3 separate regions of the Homo sapiens genome follow, and all the other regions are linked to region 1. Evidence: chromatin contacts called from ENCODE Hi-C or POLR2A ChIA-PET data. All regions are on one chromosome and are shown on one strand. The core of a region is the stretch at or near the end of the contact, and the rest is flanking DNA. Distances in the headings are between cores, read along the strand shown. Region 1 holds the start of KNTC1 (kinetochore associated 1). Region 2 overlaps MLXIP (MLX interacting protein). Region 3 overlaps ABCB9 (ATP binding cassette subfamily B member 9).

The links. Hi-C counts contacts between places; a loop is a spot of excess contacts on that map. ChIA-PET counts read pairs that join two places held with the same protein, here RNA polymerase II (POLR2A). Pooled maps may share reads with other maps.
Region 2: a loop to region 1 is called in a pooled map, with 6 times the contacts of the local background. The contact joins the enhancer-like site here to the promoter of KNTC1 in region 1. A Hi-C loop is called at or near these places in 10 of 50 pooled maps. POLR2A ChIA-PET finds 5 or more read pairs at or near these places in 4 of 52 experiments (CD4-positive, alpha-beta T cell, Caco-2, GM12878 and 1 more).
Region 3: POLR2A ChIA-PET joins it to region 1 with 19 read pairs in PC-9. The contact joins the enhancer-like site here to the promoter of KNTC1 in region 1. A Hi-C loop is called at or near these places in 1 of 50 pooled maps. POLR2A ChIA-PET finds 5 or more read pairs at or near these places in 4 of 52 experiments (BJ, HEK293T, PC-9 and 1 more).

The regions. Positions count from the first base shown.
Region 1 is chr12:122,524,305-122,529,238 of GRCh38, reverse strand. It overlaps KNTC1 (kinetochore associated 1), which reads right to left and starts at 1,990. Exons shown (of 64, transcript NM_014708.6): 1 at 1,888-1,990. It overlaps RSRC2 (arginine and serine rich coiled-coil 2), which reads left to right and starts at 2,303. Exons shown (of 10, transcript NM_023012.6): 1 at 2,303-2,391. The coding sequence starts at 2,386. RefSeq lists enhancers at 1-56, 2,164-2,623.
Region 2 is chr12:122,079,713-122,084,646 of GRCh38, reverse strand. All of the region lies in intron 1 of MLXIP (MLX interacting protein), which reads right to left. Among named protein-coding and RNA genes, the nearest start is that of MLXIP, 3.4 kb to the right of the region's middle. RefSeq lists enhancers at 1,615-1,664, 3,272-3,321, 3,392-3,441. Within about 2 kb of position 1,931, at least 4 of the 41 ENCODE cell types and tissues checked have a DNase peak (open chromatin) inside an H3K27ac peak, as active enhancers do.
Region 3 is chr12:122,942,268-122,947,201 of GRCh38, reverse strand. It overlaps ABCB9 (ATP binding cassette subfamily B member 9), which reads left to right. Exons shown (of 12, transcript NM_019625.4): 6 at 980-1,177; 7 at 2,683-2,811. Among named protein-coding and RNA genes, the nearest start is that of ABCB9, 22 kb to the left of the region's middle. RefSeq lists enhancers at 51-320, 1-591, 1,222-2,031. Within about 2 kb of position 2,466, at least 13 of the 41 ENCODE cell types and tissues checked have a DNase peak (open chromatin) inside an H3K27ac peak, as active enhancers do.

The sequences.
Region 1 (4,934 bases), core at 741-3,240:
TGCTCTTTCACAATGACTAGGCAGCTGTCCTTGGGTGATCACTTAATCTTTCTGTTCCTCAATTCTCTAATTTATAAAATAGGAATATACAGACCAGGCCGGCGCGGTGGCTCACACCTGTAATCCCAGAACTTTGGGAGGCTTAGGCAGGTGGATTATCTGAGGTCAGGAGTTTGAGACCAGCCTGGCCAACATGACGAAACCCCCTCTCTACTAAAAACACAAAAAATTAGCCGGGCGTGGTGGTGTGCGCCTGTAATCCCAGCTACTCAGGAGGCTGAGGCTGTAGAATTGCTTGAACCCGGGAGGCGGAGGTTGCAGTAAGTCGAGATCGTGCCACTTGCACTCCAGCTTGGGCAACAAGAGTGAAACTCCGTCTTGGAAAAAAAATATATATATACAGTTTGCCGTCAATATCCATGTGTTCCACATCCCTAGATTGCACCTACAGGCATAGCACATTTACACTGTTACGCAAGATAAGAAATCAAGAGATGATTTAAAGTATACAGGCAGATGTTCCTAGGCTACATGCAAATACTATGCCATTTAATGACAGGGACTTAAGCATCCTAGGGTTTTGGTATCTGTGGGAGGTCCTGGAACCAATCTCCCATGGATACCAATACCAAGGGACTAATTTAGTTGTACCCACCTGAAGGAGTTTTCTATTTTTCACTTCTGGTTTTTTGAGAGACGAGGGTCTCACTATTTTGCCCTGGCTGGCCTTGATCTCCTGGGCTCAAGCAATCCTTCTGCTTCAGCCTCCAAATGTTTTGAGTTTTAAATGTTCACAGAACAATGCTTGGTTGATGGCAAACATTCAATTTTAGGTGTTAGCTAATTTGTTATTGGGCTGAGAATTGAAGATCATAGTTTTATAAATGTTTAAAGAGTTCTTCCTAAGAGCATAAGCAAGGGAACAGAAACAAAACATGTTTGGAGAATAGAGAAGTTTCAGTGGCTGGTGTTTGGGTGGGAGTGAGGAGATGAAGAAGGAGGGACAGGTTGGAATGAATACCTTTATGGGTCTCAATTTCCCACATCTGTGAAATAGAGAAACCGCCCGTAACTGCCATATTTACTTATTCAACAAATGTTTATTGAATACCTATTTACTATGTGCCAGACACCTTTCTAGGAACTGGGAATATAGCTTGAACAGAACACAAAATGTCTTTGCCATTATGAAGTTTATGTTTTTGCGGGAAAAACGGACAAAAATAAAATTGTTAATACGTATCTTGTTATGCTACCTCCACAAAAAAGCAACTGCACAAATAATTACAAAAAGTGCTAAATGATTTGAAGGAAACAGTGATTAAATGGATAAGGTGAGGCGTCGCTGAAGAAGGATTTGTTTGGGAAGGGAAGGAGGTGACATCTGAGCTGAGACCTGAATAACAAGAAGTACGCAAAACTTAGGCGGAACGCGACGTAGGCAGAGGGAACAGAGTGCAAAGACTCGGAGGCTGGGTAGGAAGCGTTTGATGCTGCTGCCGGGTCAAAGCAAAAGCAGAAGACAGTGAGGGAGAGAGCAGTGGAGTCCAATAAAACCTCGACCTCAAGATTGAATTTTATTCTCAGTACAAGGGGTAGAAGGGGAACTCAGCAAACGAGTGGTCTGATTTTATAATTTTGAGATCACTCTGGCGGCGGAATGCAGAACAGATTCGCGAATACGAGAGAATGAGCAAGATGAAACACTTGTCAGTTAGGCCTCCATACTTAAACGCTCTCCGCTGGACATCGCCGCCAGCAAAAACCGACTCCAACCTCTCTCCTGCCAGCGTCAAGGGGAAAACAACAGGAACTGAGCAGAGGCTGCAGCTACTTCGTCCTGAACCCACCCCCAGTTCCCTACACAGCGCAGCTCCCCGTCCTCACCTGCAATTGAAGAAACTAAAGAGGAACACTCAGATATCTGGCCCCTCTTCCTGACTCACACAACCGCCTCTAGTCTTTAGGTTCCATGCCACAGGCTTAAATTGGCGGGAGAACACTAAACCCAACCCCTTTACGGCGGCCGGAAGAGACCAAGATTACTTTAGACTCGAAATAGGAAGTTGCCCCACCCTGAGTTCCGCCCATTCCGTTCTCCCGACTGCGCATTCCGGGGGTGTATTCTTGGCCCCGCCCTCTTCACGGTCTTTACACTCCCCTATGAAAGAACACCCAATCACCGCCTCGAATTGCGTTGTTATAGAAACTTTTGTTACCGCCCCTTTTTCTCCCAGCAAGCTGTGCGACGCGCCGGGCCTCCTCGCCTTTGTGCCATCCGGGTCTCTCGCGCGAGCGATTTAGTCTGAGGCGAAGCTTCGGAGCGGCCGGTACTGTTGAAAGCGACAAGTGGAGGCGCCGCTCTAGCGGCCGGGACTCTGAACTATGGCGGTAGGTACCGAATCTGAGTTTAAAGCCAGGGATATTTTTCTGCTACGTTCCAACAGTGGGTGAACGGCTCCCAGAACCTTGTTCGTGTGTATGTGTGTAGACAAAATGGCGCCGCGGCCTTCTTCTGCGCCCGCCATCATGGCTGCCTGCTGTAGGGAGGGGGAAGTAAGGCGGTGTTGGTGGGGGTGGGGAGCCGCAGGGAGTGCCTTTTTTTTTCCAGAACTTTCCTCCTCTCTTCCCCAACCCTACGTTCCTTTCGCCTCACTGAACTTCCTCCATTTTCGCTTATTCACCCTGGCTAGTGATTTATTCTAAGTTTTTTTTAGGGCCTGAGAATTTGCGGTGGAGAAAGGGGCTGGGGAAGAGAAAGACGATCAGGAGTGGTCTCTGAAAAGTATTGGGTCAAAAAGGCAGTGTCTGTAAAGGGTAGTGTGGGAGAAGAGAGCGACTTGTAGCTATTTTTTTTTTTGTACGCTCAATGAGATGCTTCTAGTTGCATAATTTCAATTAGTGTTCGTCCGTGTAAACCTTATTATTGTGTATTAACGAGCTAGGAAGGTATTGCTGAAAGGGAGTGAAAATTCAACTTAAAAGGTTGTGGAACTACCAATTCTGACTGATGCGCGGTTTCCGAAGTGGCCCGTGATGTAATCAATTTGAAGTCCGAGAAGCGTTACAGTTAAGTCTTGTCACTGACCTTGTTCCTTTAAATTTAAACCCTTCGTTGGCCGGGCGCGGTGGCTCACGCCTGTAATCCCAGCACTTTGGGAGGCCGAGGCGGGCGGATCACGAGGTCAGGAGATCGAGACCATCCCGGCTAAAACGGTGAAACCCTGTCTCTACTAAAAATACAAAAAAATTAGCCGGGCGTAGTGGCGGACGCCTGTAGTCCCAGCTACTTGGGAGGCTGAGGCAGGAGAATGGCGTGAACCCGGGAGGCGGAGCTTGCAGTGAACCGAGATCCCGCCACTGCACTCCAGCCTGGGTGACAGAGCGAGACTCCGTCTCAAAAAAAAAAAAAAAAAAAAAAAAAAAAAAAAAAAAAACTCTTCGTTGACCCCAGAGGAGCTACAGTTCGTAAATTATCTATTCTGAACAATAAGCCTGCGTGTGTATAAGATACCCAATTCTGACGGATCCACATTATTTTGTGCTTACCTCATTTTTATTCCGTTAAAAGGAAAATGTAAAGATTTTGCATTCCTTTTTACTGACTAAAAAATTACATCATTTTCGATAATAATTATGACTCTTAAACATAGTGATAGTTTTAAAGTTTGCTCTTCCTAACGATTGGAATGCCTGGGATTAGGCAGATGATTTTCTTTTTCCCCCATACCCCTCTATTATTTAGGTGATTGAGTTTAAACCCGTTTCTTTTACTGTCTTCCTTTGTTTAGTGTTTTGGGCCTCAGTATACTTAAAGAGTAATACTATTTTTCTTGGGTTGCAGGTTTTTTTGTATTTTTTCGAGACGGAGTTTTGCTCTTGTCGCCCAGGCTGGAGTGCGATGGCGCGATCTTGGCTCACTGCAACCTCCGCCTCCCGGGTTCAAGCGATTCTCCTGCCTCAGACTCCCGAGTAGCTGGGATTACAGGCGCCCACCACCACACCCGGCTAATTTTTTTATATTTTTGGTAGAGACGGGGTTTCACCACGTCGGCCAGGCTGGTCTCGAACTCCTGACCTCAGATGATCCACCCGCCTCGGCCTCCCAAAGTGCTGGGATTACAGGAGTGAGCCACCGCGCCCGGCCGGGTTCTAGTATTTTAAAAAGTGAATTTAAACATTTATTTATGCCGTGCCTTGTTCAATAAAAAGACAGTCCCCTAGAGAAGTGACCTAGTATTCAATCCAGTGCTTACCTCCTTCGCAGTGGAAAAAGATTTGTCTATGTTTCGAGCCGTTATTAGAGTTTGCAACAAAATGTAAATTATAAGAAACCAAAGTGGCTACCTCGTAGAGCCACTGCTGGAATAGAAGGCTGTTTTGCAGTTAACGTTTATGTGTACACATAGATTAGTACTAAATTAAAGCTTAGAAAATTTCAGAGCAATTTTAATACTCAGTTTTTGGTAGGTTTTTTTCCTGGATACCTGTATTATGCTACTATAAAATATCCTCAGGGAAATAAAAGTTTTCCATGGCCTCAATGACCACCTATCATTCCTATTTGTTTAGTGTTAAGATGGTTTTTGTTGTTGCTCTGTAGTATATTTTACAGATGAAAATGGTTGATGATGTAAGTTTAAGTTAGCCTATGTCACAGGGAGGTTTCTCTGTTGTCCAGCTTTGTGATGTTAAGCATGAAGTTAAAGTTAGATAAACCATTGCCTGAAAACTGCCTAGGCTAAGCACTAGATTTTCCATGAGAAGGTTGTTTTCGATTCTAGTCTTGTTCTCTGCAAAAGTAAATGGGATTTGCCACTAGTTAAGGAATTCTGTCTCTGGCAAAAGTGTCGTGCAACTGAGAGAAGTAATAGCGGTGCTTAAAATTTTCGAGATCACTTCTGTTTACCAAGTGTAAGCTGTACAAACACTCA
Region 2 (4,934 bases), core at 682-3,181, 440 kb after region 1:
TGAACCTGGGAGGCAGAGGTTGCAGTGAGCCAAGATCACGCCACTGCACTCCAGCCTGGGTGACAAGAGCGAAACTCCGTCTCAAACAAACAAAAAAAAAGGTCATGGAAGGAGAATGTGGAACATAATAAATGTTCAGTCTGTGTGAATTCTCTTTTCTTCTTCCACCCGGAAAATAACCTCCCTCCATCCTCTCCTCTAACCTCGTCACCTGGACTCTTTCCCCAGGTCTTCCTCCCCTTCCTCTCCTTCCTCCCCTTCCAGCATGTGGGCAATGAACCAACCAGCGTCTACAAGCAATGGAAGTTTGGTCCCACACCGCTAAAGCGGGGAGCACTGGGGCTTCCTGTTGGGTAATGTAATTGGTAATCTTTGAGAGTTAACAGCGAAAGGGGAGATACACATTGAAGCCTGATGTCAGGAAAACCATCCGCACTGCTCCTGGTCATGTCAACACACACACACACACACACACACACACACACACACACACACACACACAATCTGGCTGAGATATCCTTCCCGGTAGTGTCACAAGAGGTCACAGTTATCACAGCCCTTACTAACTGTTCTATAACTATCTGTCCCCACGCCTAGCCTGTGAGCCCCTTGAGGAGAGAGACTGTGTTTTTTCATCTCTGCAGCCCCGGCTCCCACCTCAGTGCACACCCTGCAACGGCGCACCATCTAATGGTTAAAGACTGAAGAACGCAGGAGAAGAAACACTGCTTATCTTCCGTATGACTGCAAAAGAGAAAAACCAATTTAGTATTTGCATGAAAGGTTTCCATTTACAACTGGTTAACTGTGCTTAGCATTAGACAGTACCTCTACTGAAAATTCAAAGTTTGGAGGACACAGTGCTCTAACCTTTAGCCCTTGCTACTCCTTAAGTCTGGCACAGATTCCCGCTTTGATCAAGAATGAAGGGTTAGCCGGGCCCGGTGGCTCACGCCTGTAATCCCAGCATTTTGGGAGGCTGAGGCAGGCAGATCACCTGAGGTTGGGAGTTCGAGACCAGCCTGACCAACATGGAGAAACCCCATCTCTACTAAAAATACAAAATTAGTCGGGCATGGTGGTGCATGCCTGTAATCCTTGCTACTTGGGAGGCTGAGGCAGGAGAATCACTTGAACTCAGGAGGCAGAGGTTGCAGTGAGCCGAGATCGCACCATTGCACTCCAGACTGGGCAACATGAGCGAAACTCCGTCTCAAAAAAAAAAAAGAATGAAGGGTTACTATACAAAGCATTCGTGGAGGGGGCCACTTTTTAGAAACTTACATCCCAAGGCTATCTTACAAGCCCTAATTTAAGTCTCTCCAAACACCCACTTCTTAAACAGAAACCTATTTTCCAGAAACTGCTTATCTCTAAATACAGAAAAAGACTATCTCTTCCCCCCACCACCGGAAATATTCATACCAACGCTCCCTGAAATAAGGAGTTTCTAAAAAGGCAAAGAAATGGAACCAAAACCAACCACAAAAAGGTACACACTAGAAGTGTTCAGAATCTGTAGGTGGGGGCTGGGCACAATAGCTCACTCCTAGAATCTCATCATTTTGGAAGGCTGAGGTGGAAGGACTGCTTAAGGCCAGGAGTTCAAGACCATCCTGAGAAGCATAGCAACACCCCATATCTACAAAAAATAAAAAATTAGCCAGGCATAGTAGTGCGTGCCCGCAGTCCCAGCTACTCAAGAGGCTGAGACAAGAGGACTGCTTGAGCCTGGGAGGTCAAGGCTGCAGTGAGCTGTGATCACATCACTATCCTCCAGACTGGGAAACAGAGCGAGATCCTATCTCAAAAAAAGGAAATTCTGTGTGAAGGATATACATGTGTGACATTCCTTACAGTGTCAAGAGGGCAAGAACCATGAACTATGTTCTACAGTACATAGCTCCATTGTAGAGCCTCAGAAAGCACCCGGCCAAATCAAGAATGCTTCTATTTAGTATTTGTCAAGCAGGCATTTGAAAGCTCAGCTAAGACCCTGGTTAGATACACTATTTCCTTCAGTTCATAGATAAGACACGGGCTCCTCATAAATGTCAGATGAATGCAGATGCAGAACTAAAATTCTGCCATAACCCACTTGCTATGCGGAGCCCGTTAAACCCTCCTCTTGTGTGTTACTTGCCAGGCACTAGCCCCATTCCCAGCTCCATTCCCAGAGGTTATCTCTGCTGATCCTCACTTCCACCTTGCAGGGAAATTTTATCTTTCCCATTGAATAGCATTCTTAGACTTCAGATAAGTCTAAGGAAAAATAAGGATTTTTTCCATCATTAACACCTGGTTTGCCTCGGGGAAAGGCAACCCCTTCTCTCCAAAATGTCCCAATAATTGAGCACATGTTTCTGGACCAAATCAAGACCCTTCGCCACAGGGCTTCTCAGCAAAACTGAGTGAGAAGGACAAGGAATCCCATCTGCACGGTTCCCTACCCAGCAGGCCCTGGGCACACTCATATCCAAGTCCTCAAACACCCTGTTCCACACCCAAAGTCAGCCCCGGGCAAAGACCCTTCAGGAGGTGAAGCCCTGCCAGTTCAGGAATGGATCACAGTCAGAATCCCTAGGCCACTTCTCAGGACTCGGTAAAAAATAACCACAACTTCCCCTGCACTTAGTTCCTCCCCAGAGAGCTGTTGAACCTCATCTGGAAACAGCTGGGAGGCAGCAGCTAACAGGAAATCAAACAACAACAACAAAAAGCAGAGTGTACCACGGAGAGTTAGACAGCTAGAACGAAGAGGCCAGAGGACAGACAGGAAGTTGAAGTTAGAAAGAACCTAGGCCAGAAACAGTCACACAGAAGAGGAGACCCAGCTGGCCTTTCTCAGCTCGGGCAGGAGGGGAGGACCCAGACAGCCGGCAGGGAAGGCATGAACCCCACCAGGATGGAAGCCAGACAGGCTCTGAGGTTAAGTCTTCTTTCTGCCCTGCCCCCAATCCCTTTTTTTCTTTCTTTCTTTTTCTTTTTTAGAGATGGGGATCTTGCTACATTGCCCAGGCTGATCTTGAACTCCTGGGCTCAAGCAATCCCCCACCTCGGCCTCCCAAAGTGCTGGGACTACAGGCATGAGCCACCACGCCCCGCGTTGCCTCCGATCTCAACCTTCCTTCCCTGAAAGCCAGGTAGCAGTTCTCACTAGGAGAGCTGGGGTCAGAAACTCACCTTCCTCTAGTTTCTTTCTGTGCCACAGACTACAGCCCAGACAACTGGTTTTGAGTCATTTGTCTGTCATCCATACCAAAGTTCTACACTGCCAACTAAACTCAGCACTGGACAAACCAGCCTCACACAGACAGACAAAGGGCATCTTCATGAGAAATGACTGGACAGATCCCATCCGAGGGCCTGTGGTGGTAGACCTTAGGTGGCCGACCTTAGGCAGCAGGAGACCTTAGGCACAGGGAAAAGCAGCGAAAGTGAGAGAGCCAAGAGAGCAAGATAAGCTTCTTGCACCAAACTGATGGTGCATTTTGCAATCAAGAAAGTTAACTGAGCAACGGCCAGCTGCCAAAATATTTTTGAGAGAAATGAAAAAAAAAATGCCATTACTAAAATTATTTGGTGTTGTTTAATAAGCCTTTAGGTTATCCAAACAAGAGTGCAAAGGGGAGACTGATTTAGTTTTCATTTAGCAGAGCTTACTTAGGTGAGACCTTTCCAGTCCATGCCCCCCGTGACTCATCCATTCTCTCCCTGTATATGTAGAAGTTTATATTAAAATAAAGAAGAGGATTAAGTTTTCTTAATAAGATACATTCCAGTCTTTCACCTCGAGCTTTGTTTGAAAAGGCTCTCTCGAGGCATAGCATATGCTGCGATCCAGTCGGGTTTGATTCCAATGGAACTGCTCAAAATCAGAGACTGGAGGGCGCACAGGGCTGCAGCCTCAACACCATTTGTTTTTTAAAAAGCAGAACATCTTTACAGGCTCAGTGCCAGCTCAAACTGGCAAGACCAGAGAATCAGCAGAGACTGACCAATGTGCCGGGTAAGGGGGATGGGAGGAGGAGCTACGGGAACAGATCATCAGGGAAACCTTCAAGAGAGGAAATAGGGGTGTTTCAGGAACATAACAAAGAACAAGTTGACTAATCGTTTATTCCAGGGACCGCGGCGGTGAGGGGGGTGCCATCCAGGGCTAAGTATCTAATATTTTAACTTCAGGTAAAAGCATAACATTTAAACCTGGATATGCTTGGGGCTCACAGCTCTCTTAAAAAGGTGAGGTGAGAGGGGGCAAGATATTCCTGCTCTTTTATTACGCTGTTTATGGAGTCTCCTAGGAAACTTCTCCCGCGATGCCTCCAGAGCAGACCTAAGACAGCCCCCGCTAGTCCAGTTCCTAATGCAATAAGCTTAACTCAGCAGAGATCCCATCATGAGCTTTCTGCAGGGCCAAGCTGCTCAAGGCCGCTGCTGCCAGTCCAAAGAAGTTCTGTTGCGCAGACAAAAAAGTTACCTGCAGCAAATACCTAATATTCATAGTGGGAAAGGGAGAGAGAGTGAAAAAGCGCTTTAATCTTTGAGGGCCAGGCATTTTCTGTGACTTGGAAAAGAGGAATCTCTGCCCAGAGCCGAATCCACATGTCAGAACGGTGTCTGGGATGTCTGCCCTCAACAATGACATCTCCCTCATATAATGTTTCAGGACCGGCCAGAAAACCCTCCAACTTGCCAGAAGGACAGACTGCACCTCCAACAGCTGTGGCACCAAAAGTCTTCTTAGGAGGCACCCAAAGCCCTCCCGAGATGGGGGCGGGCCTCCCGATGAGGTTGTAAGGGGGCCAGCCTCCAGGTGCAGGGACACCTAACTCTGGCCAAGCACTGGAATAAGCAATTTACCTATCTCACTCCATCCCCACAACAGCCCCTTGGAGGCAGACACTACAGTCATTCCCCTTTTATAAAGGAGG
Region 3 (4,934 bases), core at 1,217-3,716, 420 kb before region 1:
TGGAGCAAGAAACCCTGGAGCTCCCCCTCAGCCCCCACCTCTGTGTGCACTGCAGGCCCTGCCTTTTAGTTCAGCTAAGGGAGGCCTCAGGAAGGCTCTGTTTGGGTTTTCCACCCCATGCCTGAATGTGTTGTGTGTAGCCAGCGAGTCATCTCCACAAACCACACACACCGCCCATGGCCAAACATGACTCAGGCACCCTGCATGCTTCCTGCGGCTGGGGCGTGACACATGGTCATGGGACATGCCAGTGCATGCTCCTGTCCTGGACTCTCAGGCAGCCTTCCTGGCTGGCTTGAGAATCAGCATAGTGACTCCTGCAAAGTGTGAACAGCTCCACCCAGGGGCCTCTTCCAGGACTCTGGTGAACAGCAGCCTGATGGCCGCACACTTGGGACCACTTTTCAGCTCTGCCTGTGGTGACATGCACATGGTGTGGGCAGATTTCACAACCCATGGCCCCTGCCACCATGTAGAACTTGGCTGGGAGTTCTGGAATCTCTTTATCAACCCTCAGGCTCTAACATAATTTATGTTGATGATGTAAATGGTGCCCCTTTAATAGTTGGTGTTTCTTAAATAGTGTACAACCTGAACAACCGTCCAAGGCATCCCCTGCTCTTCCAGCACAGGGTCAGGTGTTGAGGCCCCTTTTCTGAAAGGATTACCAAAAACTGTCCAGTCATGAATAGCCTCTTTTGAATACTGGGGATGACTTAACGATCAGCACCGTGCCCTATCCTTCAGGAGCTGAAACCATTGCCCCAAGAGCCTCTCTGGAGTTGACTACCTGAGTGTGTCAAATTGAGCCAGAAGGGGATGGGGGAGAAAGGGCTAGATCTTGTCTTTTTGTCCTAGGAACCTCTTGCATATAGCTGGTGCCAGCGAAGGGTGGAAAAACCCAGAGAGGCCTGGGGGCTCCAGTACATAGTGAGGCTGTTTTGGGGTCTTCTCCTTCTTGTCCCCCTCCTGTCCATAGAGGCTCTCCAAAGAGGTCCAGAATGCCCTGGCCAGAGCGAGCAACACGGCGGAGGAGACCATCAGTGCCATGAAGACTGTCCGGAGCTTCGCCAATGAGGAGGAGGAGGCAGAGGTGTACCTGCGGAAGCTGCAGCAGGTGTACAAGCTGAACAGGAAGGAGGCAGCTGCCTACATGTACTACGTCTGGGGCAGCGGGGTACGTGCCCCTGGCCAGGCAGCTCTGGCTGTGGAGGGATGGGATGCAAAGATGGGGGAAGCCCTCGATCTAGGACATCAGTCCTGCATGTTGGTGTCAAGCTGGTGGAGAATCTGTCTGTCTTTCTTTTTTTTTTTTTTTTTTTTTGAGACAGAGCCTCACTCTGTCACCCAGGCTGGAGTGCAGTGGCACCATCTCAGCTCACTGCAACCTCCGCCTCCTGGGTTCAAGCGATTCTCCTGCCTCAGCCTCCTGCATAGCTGGGACCACAGGCGCCCGCCACCATGCCTGGCTAATTTTTGTATTTTTGGTAGAGACGGGGTTTCACTATCTTGGCCAGGCTGGTCTCGAACTCCTGAGCTCAGGTGATCCACCCGCATCAGCCTCCCAAAGTGCTGGGATTACAGGCGTGAGCCACCGCGCCCTGCTGAGAATCTTTCCCAGAAGCAAGGCTGCCCCTCTCCCAGTCACCTGACGTGGGGTGGCAGGGTGGGAGCTTTCTTTTCCCAGCTGGGGAAACATCCTTGCTGAGGTGGGGAGTCAGCAGGTCCCTAGGCCACTTTCGGGCAGGTCTCATGTCACAGCCACACACACTCCCGACAGTGTCTGGCACACTCCCGGGAGTGCGTCACAGCCTCTCCTTGGAGGATGGGGAGCACTTGGATCATGTCACTGCTACACTGGACACACATGGGAGGTGGGCAGGTCAGGGCATAGCTGCGGAGGAATGAGGAGGGTTTGGAGTGAGAGGGAGGAGGGAGCTGGTGGTCTACAGGGGAGCCAGGGGAAAGAGGATATCTGGGACTTCCTGGTGCTGCCACCTCCCAAAAGTATCAGCCAAGGAGGAGAGGAGGGGCTAAGGTCCAGCTCAGCTAGCTGAGCCTCTTAGCAATCCGTCTGCTGGCAGGGGGTGCCTTTGCAGCTTCCACCAAGGCACGGTGGTCCAGACAGCAGCCTAGTTCTGGCTGGGCATGAGGAGGACAGATGGAGTCCCTGACTAGGGTGTGGGCTGCCATGGGTACTCAGACTCCACTCCCTTCCCAGATGCCCCCCAGGCACAGGAGGAAGGCATGGGCGCTCCCATCACAGCCCCTTCTTCACGGAACCCCACTGGGGGAGGAGACAGAGAGCTCACTGTGTGACCTTAGCCAGGGCACTTGCCCTCTCTGAGTCATGCTCTTCCCCATGAGGAGGACGAATAGTTCCCAGGTGGCCAAGCTGAGGAGCCTGGGGGTGGCATGTGTGTGCCAGGACCTCACAAAGAAAGCCTTGTTCTGTGGCCAAGCCCACAGCCTGCTCCAGCTGGAGGCCTCTGTAGGGAAATGCTCGGGGCAGGGGAAGGCATGAGTGACAAGCCTTGGAAGACACCCCTGCCAACGGCCGGCATTTCAGTTTGTGGCTGGGTCTGCCCTCACCTCCCCCTGCAGCCTGGGATGGGTCAGGGAATGGGGATGGTGGGGGATCTAAGGTCCCCTCGACCCACATCCCCTCTCCCTCTGCCCCAGCTCACACTGCTGGTGGTCCAGGTCAGCATCCTCTACTACGGGGGCCACCTTGTCATCTCAGGCCAGATGACCAGCGGCAACCTCATCGCCTTCATCATCTACGAGTTTGTCCTGGGAGATTGTATGGAGGTGAGAGGCCAGTGTGTCCGGGGATCCAGAGAGAAGGGAGGAGTTTGGGGAAGAGGGATCTTAACAGGGTGGGGGCGGGGCTCCAGGGACTCTGACAATGTGGTATTTCTCTCTAAGGTAAGTAGGGGAGACAGCATGATCATATCAAGAATGATAATACTAGGCAGGGCGTGGTGGCTCACGCCTATAATCCCAGAACTTTGGGAGGCGGAGGCGGGTGGATCACTTGAGGTCAGGAGTTCGAGACCAGCCTGGCCAACATGGTGAAACCCCATCTCTACTGAAAACACAAAAATTAGCCAAGCGTGTTGGTGGGTACCTGTAATCCCAGCTACTTGAGAGGAGAATTGCTTGAACCCTGGAGGCAGAGGTTGCAGTGAGCTGAGATCGCACCACTGTACTCCAGCCTGGGTGACAGAGCGAGACTCCGTCTTGATAAATAAATAGGCAAGCCGAGTATGGTGGCATGTGCCTGTAATCCCAGGTCCTCAGGAGGCTGAGGCTAGAGAATCGCTTGAGCCTGGGAGGTCAAGGCCGCAGTGAGCCGTGATCACGCCACTGCACTCCAGGCTGGACGACAGAGAGAGACCGTGTCTCAAAAAGAAAGAAAGGGCCAGGTGCGGTGGCTCACACCTCAGGAGGCCGAGGCAGGAGAATCGCTTGAACCCGGGAGGCAGAGGTTACAGTGAGCCAAGATCGCGCCACTGCACTCCAGCCTGGGCAACCAAAGCGAAACTCCATCTCAAAAAAAAAAGAAAGAAAGAATGATAATACTACCAACAAGTGACAGCAACACCCTTTAGGGACAGAGGTGATTTCAGAAAATGGTCTTAACAGCTCTGTGAGAAATTGAAGTGATGAAAAGAAAACTGAACCTGAGCGGTGGAGTGACTCGTCCATCACATTTGCTCGGGAACGGGGCTCAGGGCCAGCCGGGCCTGACTTCCTCCCAGCCTACTTCCAGCGTAGTGCCTCGGAAATGCAAGGGTGTTTTAGATTGTCTTGATTTTGGTTTCCGCACAAGCAGATCCTGAGACAGAATTGGCGTGCAACGGATTTGTTTGGGAGGTGATCTCAGGAAACGGGGGTGGGAGTGGAAAGTGAGACGTGGAAGGAAGGAAGTCAGCAGAGTGAGTTGTGGAGCCAGTTACCAGTGTGGGCAACTGAGGTGGGATCCTTCTAGCGGACAGGGTAGGACACCAGCACCAGAGTCATCCCATCTGAGGGCCAGGGAGCTGGGGTGTTTACACCCAAGCTGCCATCAGCCATTGCTCAAGGTCAGCCTGGAGTGAGGGTGTTAATTCTCTTGTCTGCCTCGCTCCCACAAAAAAGCCCGCAGCCCGCAGGCAGTAAGAGATTGGGCCTTTGTGTGCTGCGCTGACAAAGGCTCAAGGATGTTGGTGGGGTGTTCCTAGCATCTGCTACTCAGGCCATTGCATCTGCTGGAGAATCACACCTGCCATATTATTTGACTCAGCAGTAAATCTGCCCCTAGGAATCCATGCTTCAAGAGTACTCACAGCAGTGGGCGAAGATGTATGTCCAGAGATGTTCAGTGCAGTGTTGTTTATTTATTATCATTACTATTTGAGACAGTCTCACATTGTCACCCAGGCTGGGGTGCAGTGGTGCTTTCATGACTCACTGCAGCCTTGACCTCCTGGACTCAAGTGATCTTCCCACCTTAGCCACTTGAGTAGCTGGGGTTACAGTCACATGCCACCACACCCAGCTAATGTTTTTCTTTTTAGGTTTTTTTTTTTTTTTTTTTTGAGATGGAGTCTTGCTCTGTCGCCCAGGCTGGAGTACAGTGGTGCAATCTTGGCTCACCGCAACCCCTGCCTCCCGGGTTCAAGCTATTCTCCTGCCTCATCCTCCCCAGTAGCTGGGACTACAGGCATGCACCACCATGCCCAGCTAATTTTTGTACTTTTAGTACAAAATTTAGTACAAAATTGTATTTTCAGTAGAAATGGGGTTGCACCATGTTGGCCAGGCTGATCTCGAACTTCTGACCTCAAATGATCCGCCTGCCTCCGCCTCCCAAAGTGCTGGGATTACAGGTGTGAGCCACTGTGCCCGGCCAGCTCTGGGGTTTTAGGTGTTTACTACCGGCTGTTGCT